2 separate regions of the Homo sapiens genome follow, and region 2 is linked to region 1. The links are chromatin loops, found by intact Hi-C in ENCODE. Cell type or tissue: ascending aorta. All regions are shown on one strand. Each heading gives the region's core, and the rest is flanking DNA. Links, peaks and the distances in the headings are about the cores only. Region 1 holds the start of LOC105374077 (a long non-coding RNA gene). Region 2 overlaps KALRN (kalirin RhoGEF kinase).

What was found. Peaks named below come from ENCODE experiments on the same cell type or tissue, not always from the same donor. Only the 100,000 strongest peaks of a DNase experiment are listed, where the experiment ranks them.
Region 2: a loop joins it to region 1, with 1.9 times the contacts of the local background. A loop is called at or near these places in 2 of 110 quality-filtered maps.

The regions. Positions count from the first base shown.
Region 1 is chr3:124,158,967-124,174,540 of GRCh38, forward strand. The region is part of intron 1 of KALRN (kalirin RhoGEF kinase); the gene reads left to right. LOC105374077 (a long non-coding RNA gene) reads left to right here and starts at 8,042. Exons shown (of 2, transcript XR_924424.4): 1 at 8,042-9,548; 2 at 12,467-12,746. In ascending aorta, for the core only: no CTCF peak of the experiment used is centred there; a DNase peak (open chromatin) is centred at 9,525; H3K27ac peaks cover 2,748 bases.
Region 2 is chr3:124,239,699-124,255,272 of GRCh38, forward strand. All of the region lies in intron 3 of KALRN (kalirin RhoGEF kinase), which reads left to right. Among named protein-coding and RNA genes, the nearest start is that of MIR5002, 110 kb to the left of the region's middle. RefSeq lists an enhancer at 8,139-9,338. In ascending aorta, for the core only: a CTCF peak has its summit at 7,493 (motif pointing left); DNase peaks (open chromatin) are centred at 8,853 and 8,973; H3K27ac peaks cover 4,000 bases.

The DNA.
Region 1 (15,574 bases), core at 7,791-11,790:
TGGCCTGGACTCAGGGCCCTATAGGATCAGGTATACATCTACAAACAATTGCCTTTACAACCTTATCACTGATAAAGCCTGCCCTCTGCAGTGAAACCCACCATCTAGTCAGATGGGGTCTTCTCATAGTCCCCTAAAAATTCCAGGCTTATTTGTACCTCTATGCCTTTCCCCAGATTTTTCCCCATGTCTTCTGAGCTCACCTCCCTCCATCTGCTCAAATTCAGTTCCTCCTTGAGTACTTGGCTTATGCCACACCTCCCTAACCCTTGGCCCACATGGCTTTTTCTTTTCTTTCTTTCGTTTTTGTTTGTTTGTTTTTGAGACAGGGTCTTAGTTTGTCACTCAAGCTGGAGTGCAGTGGTGCAATCTCAGATCACCACAGCTTTGAGCTTCTGGGCTCAAGTGACCCTCCTACCTCAGCCCCCCAAGTAGCTGGGACTATAAGCATGTGCCACCACGCCTGACCCATTTTTTGTATTTTTTGTAGAGATGGGGTTTTGCCCTGTTGCCAAGGCTGGTCTTGAACTCATGAGCTCCAGTGATCCACTAGCCTTGGCCTCCCAAAGTGCTGGGATTACAGGCATGAGCCACTGCACCTGGCTGGCTTTTTTTTTTTTTTTTTAAACTTTCTATCTCTTTTAAAGTTAACTGGTTACATTTTGCCTTCTCTGCTCCTCTAGCTGTGCAGTAGCCCATTTCTCTGATGCGTAATACCTGAGGGTAGGAACTGTTAGACCCTCCAGTCCAGGGCAAAATGTGAGATGAACACATGCTATTTCTTGGGTAAATGGGGAGAGATGAATGCTTGAAATAATGAACTCTCTCTGGACAATTTAGCATCATTTCCTTCTTAATCCGGTGTTCATATACCCGTTGTAAAGTGAGGACTAGAGGTACTGATGGGTATGGGGGGAGATGGAAGCAGGATTCTCAGAAGGGTTTCCAGCATAGCAGTGATGATGAGCAGGATTGAGATGGAGCAGGTGCTAGATGAAAAAACGAAAACGAAACCCAAAGAAAATAAGAAATTGAATTTGACATACCTTGGTGAAGGAAGGTGGGTGTACTGAGTTGAATAAATGTCCCTTGAAAGTTCATATCTATCTGAAATCTTAGAATGTGACCTTACTTGGAAATAGGGTCTTTGCAGATATAATTAGTTAAGATGAAGTCATACTAGATTAGGGTGGACCCTAAATCCAATGACGGGTGTTCTTGTAAGAGGAACAGAGGATACACAGAAAAGCAGACCATGTCTTCCATGCCGGCCTGGATGGAGGGGCCCATCAAGCACTCAGGGCAGCCTCAGGATGATGGGAAGCCATGGGCCAAGCCATCCCTGCAATGTGCAGGAGGGAGAAATCACATCAGATGGGATCTCTTGAATGTTCACGTTTTTATGAAGAAGGAATCTGGTTAGAATGATCAGGAATAAAAGAGGTCTGTGCAGAGAGAAGGGTGATGGGGAGTGTACTGTGGTGCTTTTGTGAAAAGTGGATGGGATGTGGGTTTGCTTTTATGTGAGTGAAAAGAGAAGAGAAGGAAAGGAAGTGTGAAATGACCCAATTGGTTTTTTGCAATGAATGATGTGTAAGAAAATGGTCTTTTTTTTTTCTGGGCCATCAGGCAGCTCTGACTATCTGTCAGATGGAGTCACATCAGGCAGAGGGTGGGGTAAGAGACAGCCTGGCCTTTGGAGGATTTCCTTAGGTACCACTCCAACACCTTCTTTCTCCTCCTTGGTGTCGGAGGTGGTGAGGGATAATGGGATGCACACTGGGAGCCTTCTCTGGATCCCTGCATGGTCAGTGCCCTGTCTGAGCAAGTCTGTCCCCTTCTTGGATTCTTGGTCTTCTCCCATGTACAGAAGGCTTACAAAGTTTATGTGAGCATTGAGGAAAAATATTTTGTAAACCTTAAAATGCTGTATAATATTGTATCCTGTAGTTCTCCAAGGACTGAGAAGGAAGATAGGGGGAGTCTTAATCCTTTGGGGTTTGAGGGAGGCTCACATACTGTGTGAAAAGTAATGAAGGTTTCAGTTTGAGATGATGAAGTTCTAGAGATGGCTGGTGGTGATGGTTGCACAACAATGTGAAAATGTGAATGGACTGAATGCCACTGAACTGTACACTTAAACATGGATTAAATGGTCAATAATATATGCTATCTATTTTACCATGATAGAAAAGTCATACCTCCATCCCTCCCCCAAAAAAGTAATGTACATACAGGACAAAGCTGATATGTGAGTAAATTTGCCACTCCAGATATTTACAGAGCAGTTATTAACATTTTGTGGTGAATGCTTGTATTTGCAATCATTGCGAGGAATTAGGACTGGTTACCAGGACTCAACACAATATATTATTGTTAATGCTTTTGGATGGCTCTAGAAATTCTTTTGGGAGGGAGTAAATTATGTCACAATAATGGAAACAGAAGTGAACTATAAGCTGAACTTAATAACATGATCTGAGATCGCTTCTCCCCCTCTACCCCTGCCTTCAAGGTTGTTCTCCTGCCTTAGCACTACTTTTTCTTTGTTTCTCAATTTACTCCTTATCCCAGTAGGTCAAGGTGAAAACAGATTTGCATCTATAGTACAGAAACATGTGAATCTTCTGTGGCCTCCTGTATGTTACTAAAAATGTCTCGTGTTATTATGGACTCTGTCCTGTGGGCCAGACTTTGCTCCCAGAAAGAAGCAAGAACTATTTGCATATCTCCCAGATCATTCATTCTCCAGGCCTGTGGGCATCCACATCAAAGCCTTATAGGATCACCCCCAATTGTCTCCTTCCTCTAGCTCCAAGGTGTTTTTGAAGATCAGAGCCATAAGTATGATTACTGCTTGAGGGTCTCTGCATTTCTGAGGAGTCTCCCATAGGCTGAAGGCCCAGAAAGTAACTCAGAAAGGGGTTGAAAGATAGATACCTTTTGGATTGAGAAATTGTTTTACTTCATCACAAAATAAAGTACTTACAGTTTGGGGTTTAAATACTGGGACTTGTATTGTACCTCCTCTAAATCATCCCAGAAAATGAAGCAGAGAACAATGTTCAATGTAGAACTGCCCATGGTGCCAGATGATTTTGAGTCACATACAGAGCCAGGTACAGCTCTCAAATGTTATGTCTACTTGTGTGACAGGCAGCCAGTTTCCTAAGAGGGGGTTGGGGGCAGGAAAAATTCAGTGCCTTCATTGTGGGCTGCTTCTTGTTGAATTTTGCTCCACAGGTTAGAAGACAGGTCCCAGTCTTCCTAATGAGGCATTGAAAGTCTAGGTGGAATAGATGCTTGCTGGAGCCTGTGGATATTATAAAAGAAAGAGCTCACTGCCTTAATGTGGTCAGGAGAGGCAGGAGTGAGAGCCAGTGTGAAGGTGTGGGAGTTGGAAGGAACTTGGAACTCAACTTCTTTTGGCCCCTCAACTTGAGATTCACAAAGAAAAAAAGCAATGTCTCCTCGCTGAAAGGTAAGAGTTTAAAATTTATCTGAACTCGGAATATTATAGTTTGTTTTGGCTCCAGTGGCATGTTTCCATAATGTATTTAAATCACAAATCCCTGCTCTGAGGCAAAGTCAAAACACCTGGTCTTAGTCCTGAGGTGAGGCCCTCAGAGCTGGAATAGTGCTTTGCCCTGTACAGGGGCCATTATCCGATTTATATACAATGCAGAAGATTGTCTAGAACCTAGAGAAGCACTAACTACAGTCTTATCCTTTTCCTCCTTAGCAAAATGGAAGCTCCTCCTTGCACAGTGCAGCCCCTTCCTCACTGTAGGTTATTCCAAGTGAGAAGAGTAAACATGACTTCTAAATGCCATCTAACGATATATGCATATCTAAAGGAGACAAGGATGACTGAATGCATCTTCATGTGTAGGAAGTGAAGTGTCTGTTGACATTAAGTACTTCTTCATGAGTGAGAGGAGGCCCATGATGGAGATGACACCAGTACCTCCTTCTAGCACTCTGAATTCCCAATGTTTACTACTGCTGTCTCTGAAACTGCAGCATCCTCACCAGGACCACACAGGGAACAAAGGCAAGACACCTGAAATCCCTTTAGCCATATTCACAACACTTACTTCATAGATAAGATGATGTTTGAAATATGAGAAGGATTTTTTTTTTAAAAGAGCACTCTATTCTCTTGGTATCCTAGTATGAGTGCCTGAAAGTGCACATTGGCTAGAAGGTTTCATGTGAGCATCAGCCCCAGGGTCCAGAAGACACTCTTGGCAAGCCTGGAGAGTGAGTATGTTGAACAGGCAATGGAAGCATCCATGAAAGGCAGGCAACTGCGCACGACTTTCCAACAGATGGCTGGTCAGTTGCACAGAGGGAAGGAGCCATGGATTCCATGATAATGACACTTGTGCCAGCTTTTGTGTTTCCAGAAGTTTTGAAGATATAAGGGAACCACCACATGTAGAGTATGTGAAGTCTTACAGAGACGAGGTCCTAAGGTATTTATTTTGACAAATCACGTTGCAAGTAATGTGAAAGCAGTTTGAAGAAAAAATGTCCCCATCTAATGCTGCATTATGGCATGCATTTCTTTAGCCTAAATCTGTCAGTGACATGAAAATACATGTTTTGCTGGACACATAATAGGTTGAACACATAATAGGTTCTAACATGGATCTGCATAAAGAAGAAAGAAGAAAGGCTATAAAGGTAGAAGAATAAATGTATAAATATTACAACAGGACACTGAGCTGAGTGGCTCTTTACCATAGACCTTGCTCATAGTTCTCACTACAGGCTTGCTCTGAGCCAACTTCCAAGTTCTCTCCTTCTCCTTCCAAACTTCCCTGTATGTCATCTTGCTCCTGGGCCACCTGACTGATGTTTAATGCCTGGATATTTGCTTTCACCTCTGCATGACCAAGCCTTGGCCAAGTCACTGTTGACTCAGTTGCAACATCTGTCCCCTGCTGAGGGCTGTTGTAGCTTTCATAGCTCACAGTCCAGCTTGAATCTAACCTTTTCTGTGGTCATTCAGAGTAGCAAGAAGCATTGTGTTTTGGATTTACTGCAGAACTCACACACTTAACTGTACACAGTCAGTTTTTATAGCTATCACTGCATCCAGATTGGACAGTGACCTTGGCTGAGACATCCTTTACCTCTGTTTCAGATTAATTTAGGCGGCATATAAAATCTCTGTGCACTGCCAGGGGAAAGTAAAGACTTCATGAAGAAATGGAGAAGAGCCGAATAGTTGACCATTGTTGCTGTATAAATCTTGGATCCAGGGCTAAAAGGTGGCAGTATAAATGCAGATGGTGCTGCTGCCATATTTTCCTGGCACACCTTTAAGCAGCACATTTCAAGCCTTCAGGGTTGGAATGGCATTTCCAAATATAGACTCAAAAAATCCTCAGATGTTTGATTCTAGAATAGAGCTGGGAATTCTGTCCTGCAAATGCCTTCTGCAGCATGGGAGCAAACCCACTCTTCTGTGTCTGTTGCTTCAAACTCTCTATTTTCTGGAAACTGGAGAAAGATGTGGGTCTACATTTTGAAATATATGCCTTGAACAAGAATTATGCACCTATAGAAAACTTGTCATACATTGAATAAACTCTCAGTTTACAGAAATCTATGGAAATATCAAAATAAAACATCAGAAGGAGCAGTAACTATAGAGGTTATTAACTAAGGGGATAACCTGAAAAATAAAGTTATATTTGCTAAAAACTGTATTTGATTAGTTTGGACTTCTTTTTTCCTATCCCTTTCCTGTTTTATATTTATATTTTATTTCTTCTAAAATTAAGTGATCTTTCACTATCTAATTAATATTGTAGAAAATGTCCAAGTCTAGACATTAGGACGGCTTTTGTTATTTAAGTCACATGCAAGAAGCAGCATGGTTTTGTGGAGAGAGCTCTACCTTTGGAGTCCAGCTCTACCTTCGGTGCTAACCCCAGGCATCTTTGTCCCGATCATAGTACCCCTCTGGGCCTCTCCTTATATTTGTAAAATGAGGGGGGCTCTCTGCAGTATCCTTCTGGCTATAAAATCTATCAGCTCTCATTGCTGAAGGTTTCTTCTGTTCAGAGTTTCTAGGTTTCTCGTAAACTGAGGAGCCAGAGGTCAGGAGGAATGGAAACTTGTTATTCCTTTTGTAACATTGTTCAGAGTTTTAAATGAAAACACAAGTAATTAATTTGTCATCACTGCTTGAACATATTATACTTTACTGAATTATAAAATATAATCTTTAGAAAAACAAATTTGTTATGAGAAATAAATGTTGCTGCTTGTCTAAAATTTTTTAGGGCCCTTCAAATTATTGCCTACAGTACCACTTATTAGCCCTGGCTGTGCATTAGCATCTCTTAGAAAGCTTTTCAATATGCCAGTGTCTGCCCTCCCACCCTCAGATGTTTTTATCTAATTTGTCTGTTGTGGGGCCTGGGTACCAATATTTTTAAGAGACAAGATTGAGAACAAATTACGTTCAATTACCAAGGCTGATGTATGCATGGTTCCCATGCATGGCTTGTACCTATCCACCTCCATAGCAACCACATGTGGTCCCCTCCAACATGTCGTCATGTTTCACACATGTCATTTCACACTGCTCCTTCTTTGCGTCTTCTGTTGTAGCCTGGAATGCCATGCCCTAAGAGGCTTAGACTTTCTCGAGCCCCTCCCTACAGTATAGATTTCTTTATTAGCATAGCTCCTGTACTTTGTAATGGCCTGCCTTGCACTCATTCTTCCTGTATTGTAAATATTTTATCCACCATTGTATATATTTATATTCATACATTGGATCATGTCTCTTGGGCTTAATGCCCACCCCTTCCAAGTGCTTTCGCACTGTACCTACCTCGGCCTGTAAGGCCTCACATGATCTCTTTCTCATGTGCTCTCCCTGAACCATGGCCTCTTTCTCAAACCTCTCTTCCTACCACTTCCTGCTTGTTCACTTCACTTCAGCCTTACAAGCCTCCTGACCCTCAAACATACCATGCTTGTCCTCATCTCAGGGCCTTTGCACAAGTGGCTCCTCTGCCTGGGGTGTCTTCTTCCCCCGCTCATCCTCCCATCTGCCTGCTCCCCAGCATTCAGGCCCTCCCTCAAATGCCATCTCCTCAAAGTGGCCTTTCTTAACCACCCTAGCTAGAGTAGCCTGTCCCCCACTCTACCATCCCAGCGTCACACCCCATCCCACTACTTCTATGTTCTTTGTGGGACTTGTATTATCTCAAGTAATATTGTTGTTTTGTACACATGATTTTTGTAAGCCTCCCATTACTGGAATGTAAGTTTTATGAAGATAGCGACTTTGTTTAGTGGGGGCTTAACAAATATTGAACAGATGAAGGTTGTCTCCCCTATGAGATAGTGCAGTGCCTAGTGTAGTGACTGGAAAGATGGTGTTCATTAAGTGCTTCATGAGTGATGTTTCATAGATGTTTCTCCTTCAGAAGCAGGACCACCAGATAGCTCAAATAATACTCATAAAAATTATTTTTTTCACATTTTCTTAATTTCCAGCTTTAAAAAGCAGAGAAAGTAAATATGTTTTTTCTTTTTATAAGAAAATTATATTATGTCTCTCCCTAACTTAAAAATCTTTATTTCCAGGACCCACACCTATGGGGACTCCCTCTCTCCAGGAGTCCGTTCAGCATATAACAAAGGGAAAGGGATTCCTCTGGAAATCAGTTTTGCCTAGAAGCCCCAAATTTAAACTGACACCGCTGCTCTGAGCCAATGTGAGAGGAAACAGATGTTTTTTTGAACATCTAAATTTGGAGGGCCCGGCGTGGTGGCTCATACCTGTAATCCCAGCACTTTGGGAGGCTGAGGCAGGTGGGTCACTGGAGGCCAGGAGTTTGAGACCAGCCTAGCCAACATGGTAAAACCCCGTCTCTACTTAAAAGAAAAAATACAAAATTAGCCAGTCCTGGTGGTATGTGCCTGTAATCCCAGCTACTTGTGAGACTGAGACAGGAGAATCATTTGAATCTGGGAGGCAGAGGTTGCAGTGAGCCACGATCACACCACTGCACTCCAGCCTGGGCAACAGAGCAAGACTCCATCTCAAAATAATAATAATAATGATATTATAATAATAAATTTGGGGACTTTCCAAATAGGTGACTGGACAGGTAAAGATGGAGTGGGGGTGGACCAAGAGTAAACCCTGTGTCCTTGCAGGGCTCTGCCTGAGCGACTGGGCCCAGGGCTCCCTTAGATCCCTGCACTTTACTGCTGACCTGTGGCTCCTATGAAATTGGCTCCTGTTAAGCAGGAGACTCTGGTTGCTAGTCATGGTGGTGACAGTTCTAATTCCTTCTCCCTAGCTTCGCTCTTACCCTGGGATACCTAGAGGTAGAGAATAATTCAGAAAGTTGTCAGAAACACTGGGAGCAATGTTTACTTGTATGGAAGAGCACTGGACTCCCTAGAGAACACAGGATCTGTAAGGTATGACCCGAGGAGAAAGATACAGCAAACCTGTTTTCCCATCTGTGAAATAAAGGGGTTGAGCTAGATGGTTTTTAGTGGCTTCTCTGTTTCTAATCTGCTCAGTCTGTAAGAGTTTGTAAGCATTTTGTTATTGAAGTGATCAACATTCAAACTGTAGGCAAAAGGTGTTTTTATCACGTAATTCTTTCAGCACAGATAACAGGTATTCTCTGTATAAAATTGCATGACTCTCTTTGTGGACACTATCAAATTGAGGTAGTAAATTACCATTGCAGCAAAGTCTGGTTGGGATGCCATAGAGTGTGTTCTCCCATAGAGTAGCCAATAGTCACATGTAGCTGTTAACATTAAAATTAGTTAAAATAAAATTAAAAATTCAATTTCTCAGTCATATTAGCTACATTTCAAGTGATCAAAATGCACACATCTTCTCTTTCCAGTACAGTTCTCAATTGGACAGAGCAGATATGTGCATTTCCATCATCACAGGAAGTTCTACTGCACAGCACTGGTTTGGAGTGCACCCCTGCCCTCAGATGAGAGTTGTATAGTTAGGGAGCTGCTAAGGACCCACCCATCTCTAAGGCTGAGTGATTCTGTGACTTTGTGTTGGGAAGATCATATTCCTGCTCTTTCTTTGCTGAAAAGGTTTTTGGTTTCCAAAAGTACTGAGGTTGGTGGAGAGGTACAAAACAACTGCAGGGAGTTCCTGTCTGCCTGAGGAGATCATCATTCACCTCAAGAATTACAGTGAGAATAAGAGAAGATGAAATGATACTGAAAAGCCGTTTAAAAAGTTGAAGAGTTATGCGTATAAAGCAAGATGATTGTTAAGTGAATGCATTAGATATAAAGGCCACTTGCTCCTGGACCCTCCTTGACTTCCATCCCTCTAAGCCAATCAAAATGAAGTTGGAAGTGATGGGGTTTGGTTGCCATTGGCAACTGATTGTCTACTTTGTCCAAGCTCTGGCAACCTGGGTTAGATAAACTATGAGAAAGTTCTCATAGAGCAAGCAATATTGGCTTCTGCTGGTTTGAGTCATGTTTACCTTGGCTTTAAGGGAGTCCCCAGAATGCTGGTGAGAGTCATTGGGAGGGCCTGGATCAGTGGCTCAGCCAAGTTAAACTAGGGGAATCTCCCTGGGGAGAGGCTCAGTGATACCACTTTCTTTCCCAAATGAAGCTCATAGAAGAGGTGACTCTACCCTCTCTGCTTATCTCTTGGTCAACTTTCCGTCTGCTTCCTCTCATGTCTTTGCATCATAGTTTTAACTCCTGTTAAATTATGTTAAATATTGTAGAAAAGGCACCAAATGTGGTAACTACAGCCACATGCCTCAGGTTTGGATTAGATCTCAATCGGCCTCTCAAGGAAGAGGACACTGGGAGTGATTTGGAAGGCATCTCCATGTGTCTTCATTGTCAACACTACCTCCAAGCACATGGCACTATTCTGGGAGCTATAGGAACCAGTGACAAAGGCACATGATTAGACAAACACCCAAACACAGGCAAGTATATTTAGAGTATATACTAAGAGAGCACAACTCTAAGTGTTGACTCTTGAGTGGAAAGACATGGGATTTGAGTCACAGGACCTTGATCTAAATCCTGTTTATTGACTGTGTTATCTGGGGCTCTGTGAGCCTCTGTTCACTCATGTAAACTGGAAATAATAATGCCTTACCTTCAGGGATGTTCTAGGAATGAATGATGAACACATAGTGGTGGAAGGCTTTGCACATTGAGGCACATAAATGATTTCCTTTCCCTTTCTGAGGGGTCAGTGCTGTGATTTGGAGGGGAATGGTGGAGTGACTATGGAGAGTCCATGCTTAAAGAATGGAAACCACTGCATTTTACTAAGCTTGTTGGCTCTCTGTGGTTTGATAATAGGGTAGGGATGGGGTGGATTTGGCTTACTGGGTCAGGGAGGATCTCCCTACAGGGTAAGGGCTCACAGGAATGGAACTGCCTATCTCTCTTTAATCCTGAGCCAGTGGTTGATGTTTTGGTAGCTTTGGCTTCTCTTCAGCTGTGGGCTCTAGCTGCATAGGGCTTGATACTTGTGGGTAATTTGCAACTACTGGTGCAGTGGAATCCCGGGGATTGACAGAGGGGCAGTGTGTGTAGTTTAGGGGGAGGGAAGGAGGATCCCCTGTCTCCCTGGCGCCTCATGTCCAGTGAAATGTTGTGCCAATCAATGGCATTGATTGGTCTCTGATGGAGATGTAGTTCTATTAGTTCAATTTCCTGTTTCACTATAGAATGTGACTGTATGTGTTTGTGAGAGAGACACAGGGAAGGAGTTATTATCAACAGTGGGCAATAGGGGAGTAGTCAGGGGAAGAGAGAGGGGACAGTTCTCTCTGGGACTCTCAGTTGTCCTGAACGTGGGAGTAGTGACTTGCTGGAGTAGAACTATGGAAATTAGGGTAACAGGGTATTTTTCCACGAAGGAAACTAGAGAAGGAAGTAAGATCAGTCCGAGTGTAGGATCAGTGTTCTGAATACAAGAGGCAGATGCCCATTGTTGGATATGAGAATCTAAGGTGGAGAAGAGGGCTGGCTTGGTTGAAACTCAACCAAGAGCATTTCAGAGTTCTTTCCTCAGAAAATACCGTGGTAAAGCTTTAGTTAGCTATAGATGTACTTGGGACGTGTGGTAAAAAAAGAAAAACAAATAAGACGGGGACCCAGTCCATCACTCTGATTCCTTACAACCACATCAAGGCTTCAAGATGTGGCTTTACCCCAAGGAACCTTTAGCGCCTTCCTGGCATCTCACAAACTTTTCTCTGAAGGAATCTCTCTTCTCTGAGTGTGATGAAGGGTGTTGAACCATTGGGAAGGAACTTTACAACATCCACTGTGTGCCAGGTATAGTACTGGTCACTTTATGTCATCTTAGTTTTCATAACAACTGCATGATCTATGCATGCAAAATCCCAGTTTTACTTATTAAGAAACTGAGGCTCAGAGATGTGAAGTGTCTTATCCAGCGTCACATGGCTGGTGAATAAGTGGCAGTATTGGGATTAGAACCCCAGACCTGAATTTAGATCATTTAGAGCCCCTAAATGTCAGGTTAAGGAGTTTGGAATTCTTTTAAAAGGCAACAGAGAGTTGTTGGCTGTGACCAACAGGTTGATATATGAGAGAAGACGTTTTCCTCTTGAGTACACACAGAGAAGTTGTAGATCAATAAAAGCAAGCTCTAAACCTCTCTCACATTTATGGGCCCTTGGGCTTGATTCTTCTTTATGCAATCAAGACTTCTTAGTGCTGTCTGGCTCCAGACTTGGGGTTTTTTGAAGCCTGCAGAGTCTCAGGGCACAAACAACATGAGCTGCTTGCCTAAGACATACTTTATAAACTCCTTCCACTTCCACATTCTTTTTTTTTTTTTTTTTTTTTTTTTTTTTTTTTTTTTTTGAGACATGGTCTCGCTTTGTCACCCAGGCTGGAGTGTCGTTCAAAAGATTCTCATGCCTCAGCCTCCCAAGTAGCTGGGATTATAAGTGTGTGCCACCATGCCCAGCTAATTTCTTGTATTTTTTTAGTAGAGACAGGGTTTCATTATGTTAGCCAGGCTGGTCTTGAACTCCTGGCCTCAAGTGATCTGCCTGCCTTGACCTCACAAAGTGTTGGGATTACAGGCATGAGCAACCTCACCTGGCCCATTTCTACATTCTTTATGCTACCCCTGTTCTCAGAAGTGATGGAGTAATGCTATGTAAGGATTTGGGAAATTAGGCTCCAAGGTTTAGTGGATTGAAACAACTATTTGCTTACTGGCTTAGCTACTTGGGTTGGCATCAGCTGGGCAGTTTTTCTGCTGGTCTTACCTGGAGTCACTCATGTAGCTGCAGTCATTTGGCAGCTTGACTGGGGCTGGATGGTCTAAGATGGCTTTACTGACAAGTCTGGCAATTGGTGCTGGTTGTCAGCTGAATAACTCTCTCTGTTCATCTTTTTGTGATATCTTATCCACTAGAAGACCAGACTGAGTTTCTTTACGTGATGGCAGAAGTGTTGAAAGAGAACGAGAGCGGAAGCTGCAACACCTCTTGAAGTTGAGGCCTAGAAGTCACACAGCATCTCTTCTGCTCTACTGGATTGGTCAAAGCAAGTCATGGGCTAGTTCAGACTGAGGGGGTAGCAAAATAGACCCTACCTCTTGGTGGGAAAAAAGGCAGTCACATTGTAAAGGAGTGGGCACATAAGGATAGAAGGACTTGATTTGGCTATCTTATAAACAACCTACCACAGAAGGACTTCTGTTTTTCTGATCCTCCCTTAAGTTTGAACTACATGTTCCCTGAGGAATTCCTGCCTGTGGAGATCAAATTAGAATTTGGATTCTCAGCAGGTGGTTTAATAACTGCAAGCAGTTGCCTTCAGAGTCCCTGAATAAAATCATCCTCCTGGGGTCCTGGGAAAGGCTTTGATGGGTATCTTAAGCTCTCTCTCCGCAGATCTTGAACTACTTCCATAGGTTATTGGATATTTGGTGAGAAAGGCATCTTGGAGGAATGGAAATGCAGGGGTTTGGGAGGTGGACAGACCTGGATTCAGCCAGTTCAGTCTTAGTTCTGACTGGCTACATGGCTTTGGGTAGGTTACTTGACTTCTTTGAATCTTATTTTCCTTATCCATAAAATAAGTGTATTCATTTTGCATGATTGAGTTGAGGAGTCATTCATTCAACAATGGGTGATAATAACTAAAATCAATTCCAAGAGTAGCATGAGCTCAAGGCCTCTCATTCAGACTCCTGAATCAGCCCATCTCACCCCTACCCCATTCCCCTTCGCCTTACCTTGGCTTGCTGGCCAAATAGGCCGTGAGTTCCTAAGGTCTTCCTGTCTTACTCTGTCATGATTGTTGTGAGCAGGGCTTATCCCAGTAGGATAAATGTACAAGGAGGAAGAGGGAGAGAGTTTAAGAAAACCAGCCAGAAAGTCTGCTCCAGATAACAAGAAATTCTGCCAAAGTACTGGATGGAATAGCCAGAAATGATGCACAGAGAATCTAGTCACTGTTTAGGACATGGGTGTAAGATTTGGATACACAAGGCCAGGCCCTGAGCCTTCTAGCTCTGAAGTCTTGGGCAAGGCTTTGAACCTACTAAGCCTAGCTTTTCTTATCTGTACCCTAGCAATCAGAATTTTGTATTGCAAGTTCGTTGAGAATAGGAGAAGAAAATTTGCCAGGGGCGCCCCTGGAACATAGAGAGTTCCTGGGCCTGTGTAGGTGCACAGTAAAGGGTGGCTTTGTGATTATTCTCAACCCTCTCAATGCTGTGCTCCCTGTGTGTTGTGGCTCTGCTGTCCACAGGAAGTAATGGGGTAAGACCATTCCAGGCTTTTAATGACCCATCTCCTGGGACTCAATGGCTGTATTTTTTAAAAGTTGTGCTTTATGTAGATTTTTATAAATTGGGTCCTATTTCCTCATTGACCAATCTGACTATTAATCTCAGTGAAAGAGTTCATTGGAAAACAGATATAATAGGAATGAACAGAGCTGCTGCAATCAGCCTGCATCATCATTCTAGCCAGGAAATTAGGCTTCAGGAGATTAAATAATAACTGGCCTAAGGTCACACAACTAGTTAGTGAAAGAGCCAAGGAACCAGAATGTCTGGTTCAGATTGGTGATTGGGGGGTGGGGATGGTGGGAAGAAAAATTCACAGCAAGTAGACTAGAAGGAAGTAAATTAAAAATATGGTTAATATATGGAGAATGGGGTGGAATTGAGACATTAGGTCATTTTCTTTTCTATGCTGATTTTTCAAAATTTGATGAACATGTATTGCTTTTATAATGGTTAAAATAAGTTTGATAAAGAAAAAATAAAAAGAGAAAGCTTGGGAGAACAGAGCCTATGTAGTGGCCTATGGCTAGATTATGGACCTGGGTGTTCCAGACTGGATGTAGTGAACAAAGGACAGACAGAATTGGGAATAAACACTAACTCTTTCTTAGGCCTTGCAGAAGTGATGCTGAGGTTAATCTGAAGTTACTTGGGAGATAGAGGAGAGGGGAATGTAGAGAGTCAACAAATCATTGTATTGAAGTTTCCTCTACTTTGTTTGTCTTTTGCCTTGGCCTGCTGGCCTAGTGATAATTGGGAGAAGGGGGAGTGAGAGGAAAGGGACCAAGGTTTCCTGTGCTTTTTTTAATTATTATTTTTGAGACAGAGTCTCGCTCTGTCACCAGGCTGGGGTGCAATGGCGTGATCTTGGCTCACTGCAACCTCTGACTCCCTGGTTCAAGCGATTCTTCTGCCTCAGCCTCCCGAGTAGCTGGGATTACAGGCATGTGCCACCACGCCTGGTTAATTTTTGTATTTTTAGTAGAGATGGGGTTTCACCATGTTGGCCGGGATGGTCTCGAGCTCCTGACCTCGTGATCCGCCCACCTCGGCCTCCCTAACTGCTGGGATTACAGGCATGAGCCACCGTCCCTGTGCTTTTGAATGGCCATGTGTCAGGGCTACCTAGAAAGATCAGGGCAAGGCCTCAGAAATCCCCATCAGGATAGACTGGGATGAGATTCACTCCAGGAGCTTTGGAAGAAAATATATAAAACTTGTTATTGTTACCATGACATACAAAATGCCCCACTATTTATCATTATCAAAAAATTCCTGGTACTTCCATGGGCTTTCTGCAGCAGAGAGGTGGGTACTTTTAAAAGTATAGCATTTGGGCCAGGCATGGTAGCTCATGCCTGTAATCCCAGCACTTTGGGAGGCTGAGGTGGATGGATCACTTGAGGTTGGGAGTTTAAGACCAGCCTGGTCAACATGGCAAAATCCCATCTCTATTAAAAATACAAAAAATGCCTGGCCCTGGTGGTGTGTGCCTGTAGTCCAAGCTACTTGGGAGGCTGAGGCAGGAGAATCTCTTGAACCCGGGAGGCAGAGGTTGCAGTGAGCCAAGATCATGTCACTGCACTCCAGCCTGGGCGACAGAGCAAGACTCTGTCTTAAAAAAAGGAAAAAAAGTATAGCATTTTATACACAAGGCTCACTAGCTTGTCAGTTGCTGCCAATCTGCCCTCAGGTTTGGGCCTTTCTACTAGAAACTCCCAAGCC
Region 2 (15,574 bases), core at 5,611-9,610, 79 kb after region 1:
GCAGAGAGAACCAGGAAGACAGCTGAAAGAAGAGGGGTAAAAACTGCAAGGGTTTCCTGCCTCTATTTTCTGCGTGAGAGAGCCTGAGCTATCCAAACTACTGCCATGAAACATGTTCTGTTGTAAGGGCCTGTTGAGATGTGTTGTTGATACCTTACTCTTTGCTCTGGGATCATCAATAAAAGGAGGATGTGGGGAGGAAGGGGAGGGATCAGGTGATGGAAAGGCCAGATAATAGGACCAATGAGAACATTTAGGTCACATTGTTTACATTTCCCTAAAACATACCTTTTAAAGATCATTGTTGATTTCTTTATCCATTTTGAATTTAAACCCTATGTATAAATAGCTTATAATTTCTATGTATAAACAAGATACTTTTTACACACATTTCCAGCAATACCAGTTAGGTGTCCCTATTGTTGGCTATATGTAACCCCAGCCCTGAAGAGCAAATAGCATTCTACCATGCTGCTAGGAAACATAAAGCCACAGTAGTAACTGCAATCGTTAGTAATCACCTTCCTTAGAGTCATATCAGCTTTTGCAGCAAAGGATGAAGAGGCATCTTAGTCTAGATGGAAGATGCTGAGCTTCGGATCCCAGCTCTACCTTTCTGCAGCTGGGAAACATATGGCCCCTCAACCTGGGTAATTTGGGAAGACTTTAACCAAGACACAGTTTATAAGGCTGTGGGCAGAGAACAGAGAAACCAGCAAGGTTTGGATCCCTCAGGCATTGCAGGCCTGGAAACAGCACGGAGGGGAAACATTACCACTTCTAAGAGAGAGGAGAGCTTTGTGAGAGGCTGCCTGACAGGAACTGTGGCCTTCAGTGGAAGATGCCACCAACACATGGTGACTCCATGACAGGGAGCAGGGGAATTGGTACCTTGACCCCACTCTCTTCCCATTCTCTCATCTCCTGTCATCATTGACTGAATGTACCGAGAAGCCAGATGACAGGGGAGCCCATTGATGTAGTCCATGTAGGTCAACTCCCCAGGGCACTGGGTAGTGGAGAGAAGATACAGAATGGATTCAAGGTGCAAATGGAAGATATTTGGCACAGAGGGAGACTTTGGGCATGCTAGTCACCATTTCTAAGTTTAATATTCTAATTTTTATTTTGGGAAAATAATGTCTATCTCATAAGGGTATTGTGAGGAATTATCTAGCAGGCTCTCTCTAGCACCCAGGTGCTCGTAATTGTTAGTCTTTCCCCTAAAGGAGGTCAGTAATAGTAATAATGATAATAATAGCAACAAAAAATATATATGAACATACATAGATAGCAATATTTGCTACATATGAGGGACTAGATGCAGTGTATGTAAAGGTTATGAAGCACAATAATAAAGCGAGCACTTGAGAGCCTACCCTCCAATTTGACAAGCAGAACATCACCTCTATCCTCAATGCTACCTAGGGCTCCTCCCCATTCTGACTCTCCTACTTCCCCCAAAAATAACACTGTCCTGGGTTTTATGTTTATCCTTCTTTTGCTTTTTGGGAGGTATAGTTCAGCACATATTTTCATAAACAATATATGATTTACTTTTCTTGTTTTTGAGCTTTATAAGAATGGTATTGTACATTGTGTAGTTTTCTGTGACTAGCATTTCTGAACTATTGTGATGTGCAACAACATGGATGAATCTTTAAACATAATTTAGAGTGAAAAAGAAGCTAAGGTTTTGACTCTGAGAACTCCAAACCAAATTATTAATAGATTAATGCAGTGCTAAAGTGTCTCTTGAGAAGTTTCTCTTAGCTAACTGAAATAAGGAAAATTAATAATGATTACTTTTCTCCATACTTTAGAATAAATATCATAATTTGTGTCAATATCAAACAAAAAGTAAAATTCTTTTCAATTTATTAATTATTGGTATTAAGTAAGATAAAGTATATCAAGTCCTTACATAGTGCCAGGTACACAGTAGATTCCATAAACATTTGGTTGCGTCTCCTTCTATGGTCTGGGGAAGTCTAGCATGTGCATAATTGTGGGGTAGCACCCTGAGTTAAGTGATGAAATAGAGGGTTGAACCCAGTGCTCTGGCCTTCCAGCATGTGGAACATACAGCCTCGCTGTTGACTGGGAGTGGGGAGACTTCAAAAGAGACGTGAGCAGCATTTAGAAGCCCCAAGATAATTTTGCTAAAAGCACGAAGGGGTAGGAATGGGCCAGTCAGAGGGAAGGGCTCAAAGGAACACTGGGGGTGGGCAAAGGAGATGAAGGGGTGTCAGGTTAAGTTCCAGAAACTCAAGATGTAGAAACACATAGTCTTTTGGGAGAATGGCAGAGGATAGGGCAGAGAGGCATGTAGAATTCTGTGGGTCTAGTTCAAGAAGTTAGTTACTAATAGGCAATAAAAAAGCCATTGAAGAGCTTTTCAGCAGGAGAATGACAATTAAAATTGCCTTTTAGAAGATTCACTCTGGCAACTGAGTGGAAGATGAAATGGAAGAGAAGGCTAGGCAATGGGGAAACAGTTCCAATAATGTGGCTTAAAGACAGTAAAAGTAACAACTAGCATTTATTAATCAATTCTAGGCACTGTTATAAGTATTTTACATGCATTAACTTAATTCTCAACAACACTTTGAGAGGGGAATTATCATTATTTCCCTTTTACATATCAGGAAACTGAGACGTAGAGAGATGAAGTACTTGCCTACTGGCACACAGTCAGTATGATCTGGAGCCAGATGGTCTAGCACCAGAGCCTAAGCTTTTATCCAGTGAAGAGATGAGGAGGCCAAAGTGAAGGAAGTGGCAGTGGTGGCAGAGTGAGAGGACTGATTTGGGGAGAGTAAGAAGGTGAACTCTGAAGGATGGGCTAAGACTGGATTTGGAACAGAGGGACAATGGAAGAGGGCGGTAGGGAAGGGCACCAACACAGAGATCTAACAATGGTGGGCAGGGACCACTACGCTTCAGACTTCCTTTCCTGAAGCTTCTCTTTGGAACCTAAGTGTGAAGGTTGCTGCAGGTGAGAAATACAGGTGGTAATTACCTCAGTTTTGGGCTTCTGCTGGCCAAGGCAACCATGGTGGCTGTGGATATGCAGGACAACAGGGGTGGTGAGGGTGGTGGTGGTGTTGGGGTCCTTCACAGTTCCTCCCCCAGGTGTTTGTGTTCAGTTTTAGATGCATTAACTCTCATTTATGCTCATCTGTGGGTGATAGTCAACCATGATTTAGTTACCAAATTATACCAAGAGATGTAGGGAGAAAACAAAAGCACTTAAGACCATAGAAACTATTTAAAGAGATTAATGAAAGACTATCAGTAGCAGGGACCCCGAGCTTAATGCCTACATTGGTGGGGTAGTCTCTATCGTATTCTAGCGATGATCATCTTGTTCATTTTCCTTGAGTCCGAGATGTTTCCTTCACCCACCTGCCTGTCTGTTTCTATATTGGCATTGCTGTAGTGTCAGAAGTACAATTCTGGAATTAGTGCTCAGTTAATGCACATTTTGAGGCTCCTTCATTTCCATGGCCATGCCACCATTGTAGGACTTGGCAGGTCTGTGGGGCCTGCACAGTCCATGTGGGGCTAAGGGACTACAGGGGCTCATGGAAACGCTGTGAACAGGGACAGGTTGTAGGGAGTGGGGAAGAGCTGGCTATCATGCTTCAAATGCGGAGAGACACATTTGTGATTCCCTGGAGAACAATAACTGGAGCAATCAGAGGCGGAAACCACTTGGTCATGAAGTAACTATGAGAAGCAGCCCTGGTTATTCCAGGAACCAGTAAGTGCCTGTAGCGATAAATCAAGGACCCACCCAGCACTGGACAAAAGAATTCCTAATAAGTGAGGGTAGTGAGTCTCCTTCACATGCATATTCCATGTATACTCTCAGAAGGGGCTTTGGGCATCAGCATTGACTTGGTGGGAGTGGAACAATAGCAGAGAAAGAATGGGCTGCAGGGAAAAATGCTGACACCTGGAAATTATGTAGGGTATTCCAGTCCAGGAAGAATGAACCCCAGAATCCTCCCCTCTGGGAGGTGAAATGCGCATGCTTGCTAAAAATTTTCTTACCTATAAAATAGGCATAAAGATATTACCAAACACAATGGTAGTGAGGATTCTGTGAGATAACACATGTAAAATGCCTAGCCCATTATTTAGCTCACAGAAGGGGCTGACAACAACTGGCAGTTTCTTTCCCTTCCCTTGCTTGAAAGTAGGGACCTTCTTTTGTCACTTGTCCTTTATTGTCCCTAGCACTGCTTTTTCAAAGTTAGGGTTAGGGTTATGCTTAAGTTTAGGATTAGAGCTAGTAGTGATAGCAGTTACAGCCATAGGTCAGTAACACTTCACTTCTAATACGTAATGAATGAATATATGTGCCTAACAGTGTGACAAAGTTTTGGCCTATATTTTTAAATTAGAAAGATATTTCTTTTACTGGAGAAAGTAAGTGCAGAAAAAATATTTTAAGAGTTTTTTAAAGCTCTTGTAACTGCACCACCTAGAGATAATAACAATATATTAACATATTTCCTTCCTATCTTTTTTTAGAGGTTTGTTTTTTTGAGACGGAGTTTCACTCTTGTCACCCAGGCTGGAGTGCAATGGCGTGATCTTGGCTCACTGCAACCTCCGCCTCCTTGGTTCAAGCGATCCTCTTGCCTCAGCCTCACAAGTAGCTGGGATGACAAGTGCCCACCACACGTCCAGCTAATTTTTGTATTTTTAGTAGAGATGGGGTTTCACTATGTTGGGCAGGCTGGTCTGGAACTCCTGACCTCAAGTGATCCACACACCTCAGCCTCCCAAAGTGCTAGGATTACAGGCGTGAGCGACCGCGCCTGGCCTAGAGCTTTTTAAAAACAGAAATGGACTGTATTGTTTCTTCAGTTTTGCTGCTTGCTTTATTCCAGTTAGCATTATACTATAGGAATATTTTCATAACATTAAAAACTTTTCATGTGTAATAGTGTGTCTTGGGATGCATCATATTTAATTAACCATATCACTGGGCATCTAAGTCGTTTCCAGAAGTTCAGTGTTGTAAGTAACCCTCAGTAAAAATCTTTTTATGTAAACCTTTGTCTGTATCTTAAGTGGTTTCTTCGAGATAAATCTGTAGCAATCATGGGCTTTTTTTAGTTGTTACATATATAATTTTTTTTTGCTTTTTAAAAATTGATACATAATGTACATATTTATAGGGTGCATATGATATTTTGATAGATGTATACAATGTGCAGTGGTCAAATCAGAGGCATTGAGATTTCCATCATCTCAGAAATTTATCATTTTTTTTGTTGGAAACATTCCAAATCTTCTCTTATAGCTATTTTGAAATATATTATAAATTATTGTTAACTAGAGTCACTCTACTGTGCTATCAAACACTAGATCTTATTCCTTCTATGTAACTGTATTTTGTACCTATTAATCACCCTCTTTGTTCCTTCTCCCTTCTCTTCCCAGCGTCTGGTAATCATCATTGTATTTACTACCTGTGTGAGTTGTTTTTTTCTAGCTCCCACATATGAGTGAGAACACACAATATTTGCCTTTCTGTACCTGGCTTATTTCACTGAACATAATGTCCTTCAGTTCCATCCATGTTGCTGCAAATGATAAGATTTCATTCTTTTTATGGCTGAAGAGTACTCCGTTGTGTATTTATATCACATTTTCTTTATCCATTCATCTGTTGATGGACAGTAAGGTTGATTCCATGTCTTGGCTATTGTGAATAGTGCTGCAGTAAACATGGGAGTGCAGGTATCTTTTTGATACACAGATTTCCTTTCTTTTGGCTACATACCCAGCAGTGGGATTGCTGGATCATACGGTAATTTTATATTTATTTTTTTGAGAAACCTCTGTACTGTTTTCTGTAGTTGCTGTACTAACTTACATTCCCACCAACAGTGTATGAGTGTTTCCCTTTTTCTGCATCCACCTCAGCATCTGTTATTTTCTGTTTTTTTTTGTCATTGTTGTTGTTTTTTGTTTTTTTTTAGTAGCCATTCTAAATGAGGTGAGATGATATCTTATATGGTTTTGAGTTGCATTTCACTGATGATTAGTGATGTTGAGTATGTTTTTCATGTACCTGTTGGCCATTTTGTATATCTTCTTTTGAGAAATGTCTATTCGGATCTTTTGCCCATGTTTTAATCAGATTACTTATTTTATGAACCTTTTTTTAAAGCTGGTGGGACAACTCACCAAATTTATTTCCAAATTTATCAATTTATACTCCCAGTATGACTTGCAATGTTTGTCTTTCTGTGCCTGGCTTATTTCACTTAACATAATGTCCTTCAGTTCCATCCATGGTCATGCAAATGACAAGATCTCATTCTTTTTATTGGCTGACTAGTACTCCATTATGATTTCCTTTCTTTTGGCCATATACCTAGACATGGGATCGCTGGATCATATGGTAGTTTTATTTTTACTTTTTGAGAAACCTCCGTACTGTTTTCCAATGAGATTTCCTATTCTTTGCATTTCCCTAAATTTATTTGCTCACCATTGCCCAGGCACCATTGTGCAAACATTCTTATCACCATCATCAATGACCCTAACTTAGGGCCATATATTGTGTACCTAAACCTTATCCTGACTTTGGAAAGACTAAAGGGATTGGTCACAGGGCCTGCTCTGCAGGGCCTCCCAGGCAAGGATTCCTTTTACTTTCCTAAACTAATATGGCCCCTTAACAGGGAGCGCACATTAAAGTTAGGATCTGATATGAAATCTAAAAAGGGCTTGCTTGTTTTTTTTTGCCCTTGGTGATTCTTTAGTTTTGCCTCTGGATGTGTTTCAGCTCCTTGGCTGGTTGTGTAGTCAGTTCTGGCATGGCTTAAAGTGGTTAACCTCTTTTGTGTTTATCAGAACTGGTGTCCTTATCTGCCTTTTATGGAGAAAGGCCTTTCTGGGCAGCAATGTTGAATGAGCCTGGAAAGCCTAGATGTGGTCATTTAATTTCTCTTTTAGGCTACTGTTGTCTATGGCTCACCAAGAGCAGGCTGATTAGGAAGCTGAAGTGTCTGGTGTCACCTTGATTAGGTCAACTTCAATGTCAGGTGAAATAAGATCCAATGCATTCAGGTGTTTCTGGAGTTTGTGGTAGGTAATCAGGATGAGTTAAATTTAGCTGGGATTCATTTGGCTGGAATATTGAAAATAAGAGAGTTCCCTGAATATAGATGCTGGAGAGACAGCCTAGCATCTGGGGAAAAGGATGTGTTTTTCAGTTATGGGGATCCAGATTTGGGGCTGTTTCTCTTTCCCCCATTACATATCATTTTCACTGTGTTTTCTATTTCTCTCTTTACTTATCATTGGTTAAGTCTGATTATGTGCCCTTCACTGATGTTTGGGGTTGAGTATGTTTTCAGGCATATATTTGATACGGACACTCTATGTTACGACACTTCAGTTTTGTAGAGACTGCCTTTATTGTACACTCTTCTGGCAGTTTAGGTGTGCTGCCACCAAGTGGTAGAGTACCTGAGCTCAGTTGCCCAAGAAGACATAGATGGGTTTTGTCAGAGGCTCCAATGGTTCTATTCTGGTTCTCTCCTCATTAAATCTGGGATTTTCCAAGCTTTACTGTTTAAAATTTTATTGAAACACTGAAATTTAAGCAACCAATAAGCAAGGATTACTCTTCTTCAACTACAAGTGAGTTTGATACAATCTTTCTCAAAGAACTGTAGTAAATGATAGATAAAATAATGTTTGTGAAAATGTTTCACCTGCTATGTTGAAACTGGGAATTTTATAATAATGCTATTTTGGGGATATAAATAGTGTGGTGTTTCTATAATAATTCTTTTTAAAATAAAATCAAATTTAAAAAAACTAAAACACTAACAAAAAACATTCCTGTTGGTTTTGCCTTCATCTTTGGTAGATCTGAAGTTGCAGTGCCCCAAGCGAACTTATCTCTTGGAGCTCCCACTGTCCCCCTGACCTTTTTCATCAGCCACAAACATTGAAGATAAAACATTGAAGATAATTTGTCTTTTCAGACCTTCCTTTCCAGACAATATTTTCTTTCTCTCAACATGGAAGATGAGTACAAGAAAAACAAAACTATCTAGGGTTTCTGTTGCAGAGAATTTAGCTTGGGTGTAGGCACTCATCAGTTGCAGAAGATTTCTGTACCAGTTTGCCTCTGTCACTTGTATTGAAAAAAAAAAGTCTCCCCCTCGCCTTCTCCACCCCATCTCATGTTTTCTTAGATTGCTTTAGAAAAAAAGATTTATTCAGAATTTTGTTCTCAAAAGTCCAGCATTACCTAAACAAAACAAGTGATTTGAACAGCATTTAAAGATTTTTGAATCTGGAAAACTCATATAATGGGGGTGAGTCCCATCCCTTCTATGAGATCTGAGTGTCCTGAGAGAAACCACACAACTTTCTCTCTGATAGGTGGTGAACCTCTTGCAGGTTGGAATGGTTGGTTTTGTTTCTTGCCCCTGAGGGTGTGGAGCACCACCTTGCAAACTGGCTGAATTCAATTAGACTGGAGGCTCCCCAAGGAAAAAGGAGAGGGCTTCACCCCCCCCATACTCCTTAGGGCCAATGCCGGGATCTCTATTTCAGACATGAAGTACCTGAGGCCAGACTGAGGTTTCCTTCAGGAGGTTCTCTTTCCTCTGTCCGGGGCTGTGACCACAGGGGGTTACCCAGGCCAGAGGTGGGTGGACTGGCACTGTGGCAGAGTGGGGCAGAGCCTTCTGCCAGGGGACGGAGCATGGATGTACCTGCGAGGGAACTAGCAGTGGACTCAGTCTCACCAAGGAGCTATATTCTTGTTTCTAAATTAAGCAAGTATGACAGCCAGCCCCATTTCTCCTGGAACTTAGATGGGAGCACTTTGTCAGCCATGGTGACTCAGCAAGGATGAATGTTTTTCGGATAATTTACTGACGTAATTCAAGCATGTGTCCTGATGGCCCTGGCCCCTCTTTCCTTTTCTCTCAGAGCCTCCTTCCTCTCTGCATTTCCCATTTGTTCTAGGTCAAGTGAGGACCAGCCTTGGTTTTGAGAGCTACTAAAAAACTCTAAAATCAGTACATTTTTCTCCCTTGCATCTCCCAGACTGTTCTGTCCGGAGCTGGAATTTTATCTGTTTCCATCGCTAGTAATGCATGTGCCAGGTTTTGGCCTGGTGCCTGAGACAAGGTCTGAACCTTGTCCTGTGATGCACTCCACCCTGGTTCCCTACACAGGAAGAGAATGTCCTGGATCTCCAGACCATAAGCTGTTTTCCTTTGCAGGAAATTCAGGCTTCACCCTCATTGGCTGAAGAGAAACTCCCTGTTTTGAACTTGGAGGAAAGCAAGACCATTCCTCACCCTCTTGCAGCTCTGACTATGAAGGAGTGCTGCATTGGGAAGATTGCACATTGGTTCAGATTTAATTCTGTGGATACACAGGACACTTGTTTAGTTCTTACATACACACAAACTCAGAGGGAATGGTCAAATGATCTCTTGGCTGAATTTGCAGATTAATGGGGTGGGGAATGGGGGAGGGACCCAGTTCTTGCCTTCAGGAGGTTTGTGGTCTGGTTAAGGTTTCAGAATCCACAGGAGAAGACAAAAACTGAAAGCTTCCAAGGCAGCAGCCACACAAGCATGTCAGTTAAATGGACGTAATCAGACATAATTTACTGGTGGTAAAAATCTGACCTGGATTGTAAAGGAAATAGATGAATTGGAATTCTGGAGCTTAAAGGCAGGAAGAAGCTGTAGAGGTCTGCCAGGCCAACTCTTTCTTTTAAAAAGAGTAGAATGCTGTCTAAAGGGGTCCAGTCATGGGCTCAGGGTCCTCCAGCTGGCTAGGGTACCAGTCCTGAGCTTGCTGCAATCATACATACACTGCCCCCTAACATAGACCCTGCCTGTGGGACAGCAGGGTGCCTAGAGCAGCATGCACAGGATAAGGGCCTCTATGAAGTCATATGTGGAGGGATTCTTCCACCCTATATGTGAGCTTCCTGAGCTTCTGAGCTAGTTATGCATGGGGGCAGCCTAGTTTATTCTGATTTGGAGCAAAGACCTGGAGCCCTTGGTCCTCCCTGTTCCATTTCAAGATCCAAACATGCAAGCCTTCACCTCCCACAGGGCTCCCCGACTCCAGCTCTTTGACCTCCCTTGTAATTCCCAGGTTCCCACTAGTGTCTGAGCCATCACAAGGTTTTTCCTCCATGTAAACCATGGGGATCTCATCAGTCCCCTCTGCCAGGGCAACCCTGGCTGTGTGTCAGAGGGAAGGCAGGCTAGCTAGAGGGTAACAGCCGCCTGCCCTGCAGGAAATAGAGCTCCTGCACTGGTTGGTAAAACCCAGTGGGCATGGCCTGGGGGGGGTGGCTTTGTGTGGCGTGTTGCATTGTGTGTTGGTGGGGATGGTTGTGCATGTGTCTGCGTGCTGCAGGCAAAGAGCACTGGGCTTTCAAGAATGTGACTGCTACTTAAGGAGAAAGAGGAGGAGGGAAGGAGAGGAGGTGTGTGCAAGCCACAGCAAGGACTGTTTCCTGGAGGAAACATGTGGTTTATTAATGAGGATTCCACCTGGCCTGCCAGGAAACCAGAGCCCAGCTGGAGAGTGTGTGGGGGTTCCTGTGAGAGGGCAGGGAGAGGTGGGGGTGTGACAAGAGAATGAGGAGTGGTGATGGCATGGTAGTAGGCCAAGCCTGGGAGAGTTGCTGCTCTGTCTCCTGGACAGGTCGGGTGCAGCACCTGAGTGGGAGGCAGCCCATGGCTGCACTGTTGCCATTTCTCTTGAGTCCCCTCAGCTCTCTTCTCTTACTCCACGTTTTAGAAAGGCTCCTTGTGTCTTACAGTGGGGTGGCTGAGGCACTGTGCTTAGACAGGTCACAGTCTTTGTCACAGATATATGTGCTATGATCATAATGATATTTTTTAAAGTTAAAAGATGAATTGTTTTTCATATAGCCTGACTAAGGGGAGTGGGGAGCGGGAAAGAAGGAGAGGGTAGAGAAGGCCAGAAGAGAGTACCTTGGGGGTTGTCTGAGGAGGGCTGCGGAAAATGGGAGGGCTATGTGGGTTTTGGTTTCCAGTTCTTTCTTTCCCTGTAGTGCTTTGGTTTCCATTTCATTTCTGCTGCATGTTCTGAATGGCCCAGAAGGAAGGGATGAACAGCTCTGTGAGGGAGGGTGGGAAATAGGGCAGGAAGCTGCTGTCCTGAAATGGATGTCAGTTTCCATCCCACTCCCATCTGAACCCACCCCTTTGCCACCTTCTCTCCCTAGCCAGCTAGACCAGACTCTAGGAGCAATGGTTCTTGTGCTTTCACAGTTTTCATGTCTTCTCTTGGCTAAGAGTAGCTCCTTCCAAACAAATGCTGTGCTCCCAAGCCACTCTGATTCAGAAAGTGGGTCTCTTCCTTTGGTGAACAGGAGTTGTGTTTCAGAGCCTGTAAGGCTGTAAAATGACCTTACTGATTGACAAACCCATCAGGGTTTATGCAGCTGCCTCATGCTGGTCCCTCCAAGGTGTACATCCTTTGGAAGACTGCGTGCATTTGCCTGATCCTGCTGTCACCCCCGCCATTCCCGGAGCTCTCTTTGGGAGCTCCCTTCAGCTGTGGGATGCTCTTTTGACTGTTTGCGGCGTGGCATGGCAAGTCTTTGCTTTTTTTTTTTTTTTCTTTTTTTCTTTTTTTTTGAGACAGGGTCTGGCTCTGTTGCCCAGACTGGAGTGCAGTAGTGCAATTTGGCTTACTGCCACCTCCACCTTCTGGGCTCAAGCTATCCTCCCACCTCAGCCTCCCTAGTAGCTGGGACTACAGGCATGCGCCACCTTGCCCAGCTACTTTTGGTATTTTTTTGTAGAGACGTGGTTCCAACATCTTGCCCAGGCTGGTCTCGAACCCCTGAGCTCAAGCAAGTCGCCTGTTGCAGCCTTCCAAAGTGCTGGGATTACAGGCGTGAGCCACTGTCTTTGTTCTTTTTGAGAGGACTTGATTTGTAGAATATTTTGTTTAAAGGCAGCATTGAAGACAAGTTGGGATTTGGATGCAGAGATCCCGCTGAGTGATTTTAGGCCTCTGGACCTGTCACTTTATGGCTATACCTGGGAATGTTGGGTGTGACCCTGGGACCTGAGTCTGTGCTATTGAATACTTTACCACACTCTGCCTGGAAGAGAAAAAGAGAAACCACCACATCCCTGTTCCAGGTGTTTGCAATGAGAGGTCTTTTTGTTTTTGTTTTGTTTTGTTTTTTAATAGTATTATTTGTGTAGAATTAGGTAGCAGACTTTAAAAAGGTGGAAACTATCAACCTTCCTCATTTGGTCTGCAGTTAGGGTTTCCCTGGGACTCTGATGGGCAAGAGTTGGGTTTGCTTCTGGCACACTTGAGGGTGAGGAACTGACAAGGAGTAGTTCCTAGACCTAGAAATAGGCAAACAAATCTCTACAACTTTGCCTTCAGTGGTACTTAACCATGGCTGCACATTAGAATCACCAGGGGGAACTTTTAAAAATGATCGAGTCCAACCCCAGACCAATTAGTCAGAATCTCCTCACTTTATAGACCTGGAATAAGGCAGTTGACAGTTAGATGCCTGGTCCAAACGGCTAAGATATCCAGCCGACTGTGTGACCTAAAGCAAGTCACTTCCCGCCTCTGAAACTTGCTACCCTCAGTTCTAACAGGAGGAGCTAGCAAGAAGAAGCATGAATGTTTCCTCAAGATCAAGTGTTCTACGCATCTATGAGGCAAGATAGCATGGCAGTTTTATGCACAGATACTGAGTCAAACCACTTTATAGAGGAGGACTTGAAACTTAGATTTAGGATAAGATACTACCTTTGCACCACCCCACTGCCCCCACTAGCCCTGGCATCACAAATCAGATGTGCAGAGGCAAAAGATGTGTTGTTAAATGGGTAGAAAAGACACTAACTCTTTGGAATAATAACCTGGGTAAGAGGCCAGAGGGTGACTTCCAGTACAAACAACAACAAAAACCTCTGGATGAATTAACGTAGATTCTGAGGAGGTCTTTTGGCAGCTGGATTACAGCTTGACAGAAAGACAGCTGGTGGAGAACAGTCACCCATGACCCAGCGGAGAGAGCGCATGAGCAGCACAGGGAGCCCCACCACCTCTCTCCTGCCTTCTGGATACCCAGCCATCCAGGAGGCCTCCCCATTTTAAAGGACCAGTTTGAGAACTGTCTGTGGGAGCAAACATTCATTCAAAACCCATTCCTAGAGAGCGGCTCATTCTCTGTAAGACACTGTCTCATCCAATATTCTCTTTACTACTTCTGATTATACCAATTAGAGAACTTAAAGCAGGTGATAATGTGTCTTTAACACTTTTCTTTAACACCTGCTGATCTCTGGTGTTTCAGAAAGTGGGTGTGGCTTGGGGCAATCAGCAGAAGTACAGAGGCAGTTAGAATAGCCCTGAGGAGCAGAAAGCAGCTTAACATAGATCAAGTAATGGGCAAAAGTTTGAACAAAGTCTAGATCCCACAGCCAGAGACTCTCCACATGTCTGAATGGCTTGAGAATTCTGGCACAAATGGGTCAGGAGAATTGTTTTCTCTACAGAACTCCAGGAACCTTTCTTTCTCCTCAAATTTGGAAGAACTCAGTTTATGTAATGATTTAGGGTAGACATGGGTGCAGCACAGTTCTGGGAGAAAGTGTGAAGTGGATACTTACTTGGGGCTACTTTTTCTTCCTCCCTTTTCTGGTTTCTGTCTGCCTATGGTGAACGGTCTGCAGGTACTAAAGGCTGCCCAGGCATCATGGATAAGACTCCTCCCGATCATTCCTCCAAGTCATCCTGCACTGTCAGCCCTGTAGGACCAAAGCTGTGCTATGGCAGGGCCAGTGCCACCCTCATTAAATGAGGAACTCTTAGCTTGCCTTGTCCTTCTTCTCTGTCAGCCACTCCTCAGTGACCAGGCTAGCTCTCTACCCGTGTTCAGTTTGTCACCTTCCCTGGACATCCTAGTGAATAGGTCTTATTTGAAGGTTAATTGTGCTCCATCACAGCCCAAGCACTAGGGATTCCTGGTCCTCACACTAGGATTCTGACATCTTCACACTGCTGATACCCTGAAACACACACCCAGGCCAAAGGAACCAGCCCCCAGCAGCACACACTAAGGAGGTAAGCAGAAATCTTCATCCCCCTGACTGGTCTGCTGGAGTGGTGCTTGTTATGGGTCTCTGCTTCCCCACCTGCCATCAGAATGGATCAATGTGATCTTTATTCCAGCAGCTGTTTTAAGTGGGAATCTGCCAGACATTCATAGAAATGGGGTAGATCTCAGGTGGCATCACATGAGTGGGGGCAAACAGGGTCAGGCCATTTCTCTGCTGCCAGAGCACAGTGGAAACCATGAGGAGGATGGTCCTTATTCCTGAGTTAGGGGTTTTAGTACTCACACAGGATACCCTGGGCCTCCAAGCCAGATTATTTGATGTTTGCTTCTTCAAGGGAGGATTTTTCTTCCTGTCACTTCCAGAGTTCTCATGGTTTTATAAAAGACCTGGAGTAAGGCAGTTGACAACTAGATGCCTGGCCCAAATGGCTAAGATATCCAGCAGACTGTGTGACCTAGAGCAAGTCACTTCCCACCTCTGAAACTTTCTACCCTCAGTTCTAACAGGAGGAGCTAGCAAGAAGAAGCATGAATGTTTCTTCAAGATCAAGTGTTCTATGCATCTATGAAGCAAAAAAAAAAAAAAAAAAAAAAAAAAAATTGTAGTTTTATGCACAAATACTGGAGTCAAACAAAACAAGATTCAAATCCTGATTTTACCCTTTCCTTGTGACTGTAAGCAACTTCTCTGAGCCTCAGTTTTCTTAACGGTAGGGCAGGATAATAAATAGCAGCTACTTATGAGTTTCATCTGAGGAATTCATAAGATAATGTATATAAATGTTAATACAGAGCCTCATGTGTTCGGTAAGTTAGCTTTTACCACTAATATGTGAATATGTCTCATTTTTACCAAAAAAAGTTGCCCCAAATTTCAGTAGTTTGGCTCTCATTGTATATGTCTATTCAGCTGGAAGATTTGAGGTCCTCACGATTTAGAGGGCTAGCCAAGATGTAGCTGCTGGTCTCCTGCTTCCTTACCAAAGTTCATGATTTCTGCTTCCTCCCCTGGCTGCAGTGGAGGAGCAGCCAGCATCCAGGCTGTTTGACTCCTCAGGGCCTTTGCACAGGCTGTTCCCTCTGTCTGAAGTATATATATATATTTTTTTTTTGAGACAGAGTTTTGCTCTTGTTACCCAGGCTGGAGTGCAATGGTGCGATCTCAGCTCACTGCAACCTCCGCCTCCCGGGTTCAAGCAATTCTCCTGCCTCAGCCTCTTGAGTAGCTGGGATTACAGTCTCCTGCCACCACACCCAGCTAATTTTGTATTTTTAGTAGAGACAGGTTTCACCATGTTGGCCAGGCTGGTCTTGAACTCCTGACCTCAAGTGATCTGCCCGCCTCAGCCTCACCAAGTGCTGGGATTACAGGCATGAGCCACCGTGCCCGGCCTCTAGTATTTTTTTAGTGTTCCCCTAACA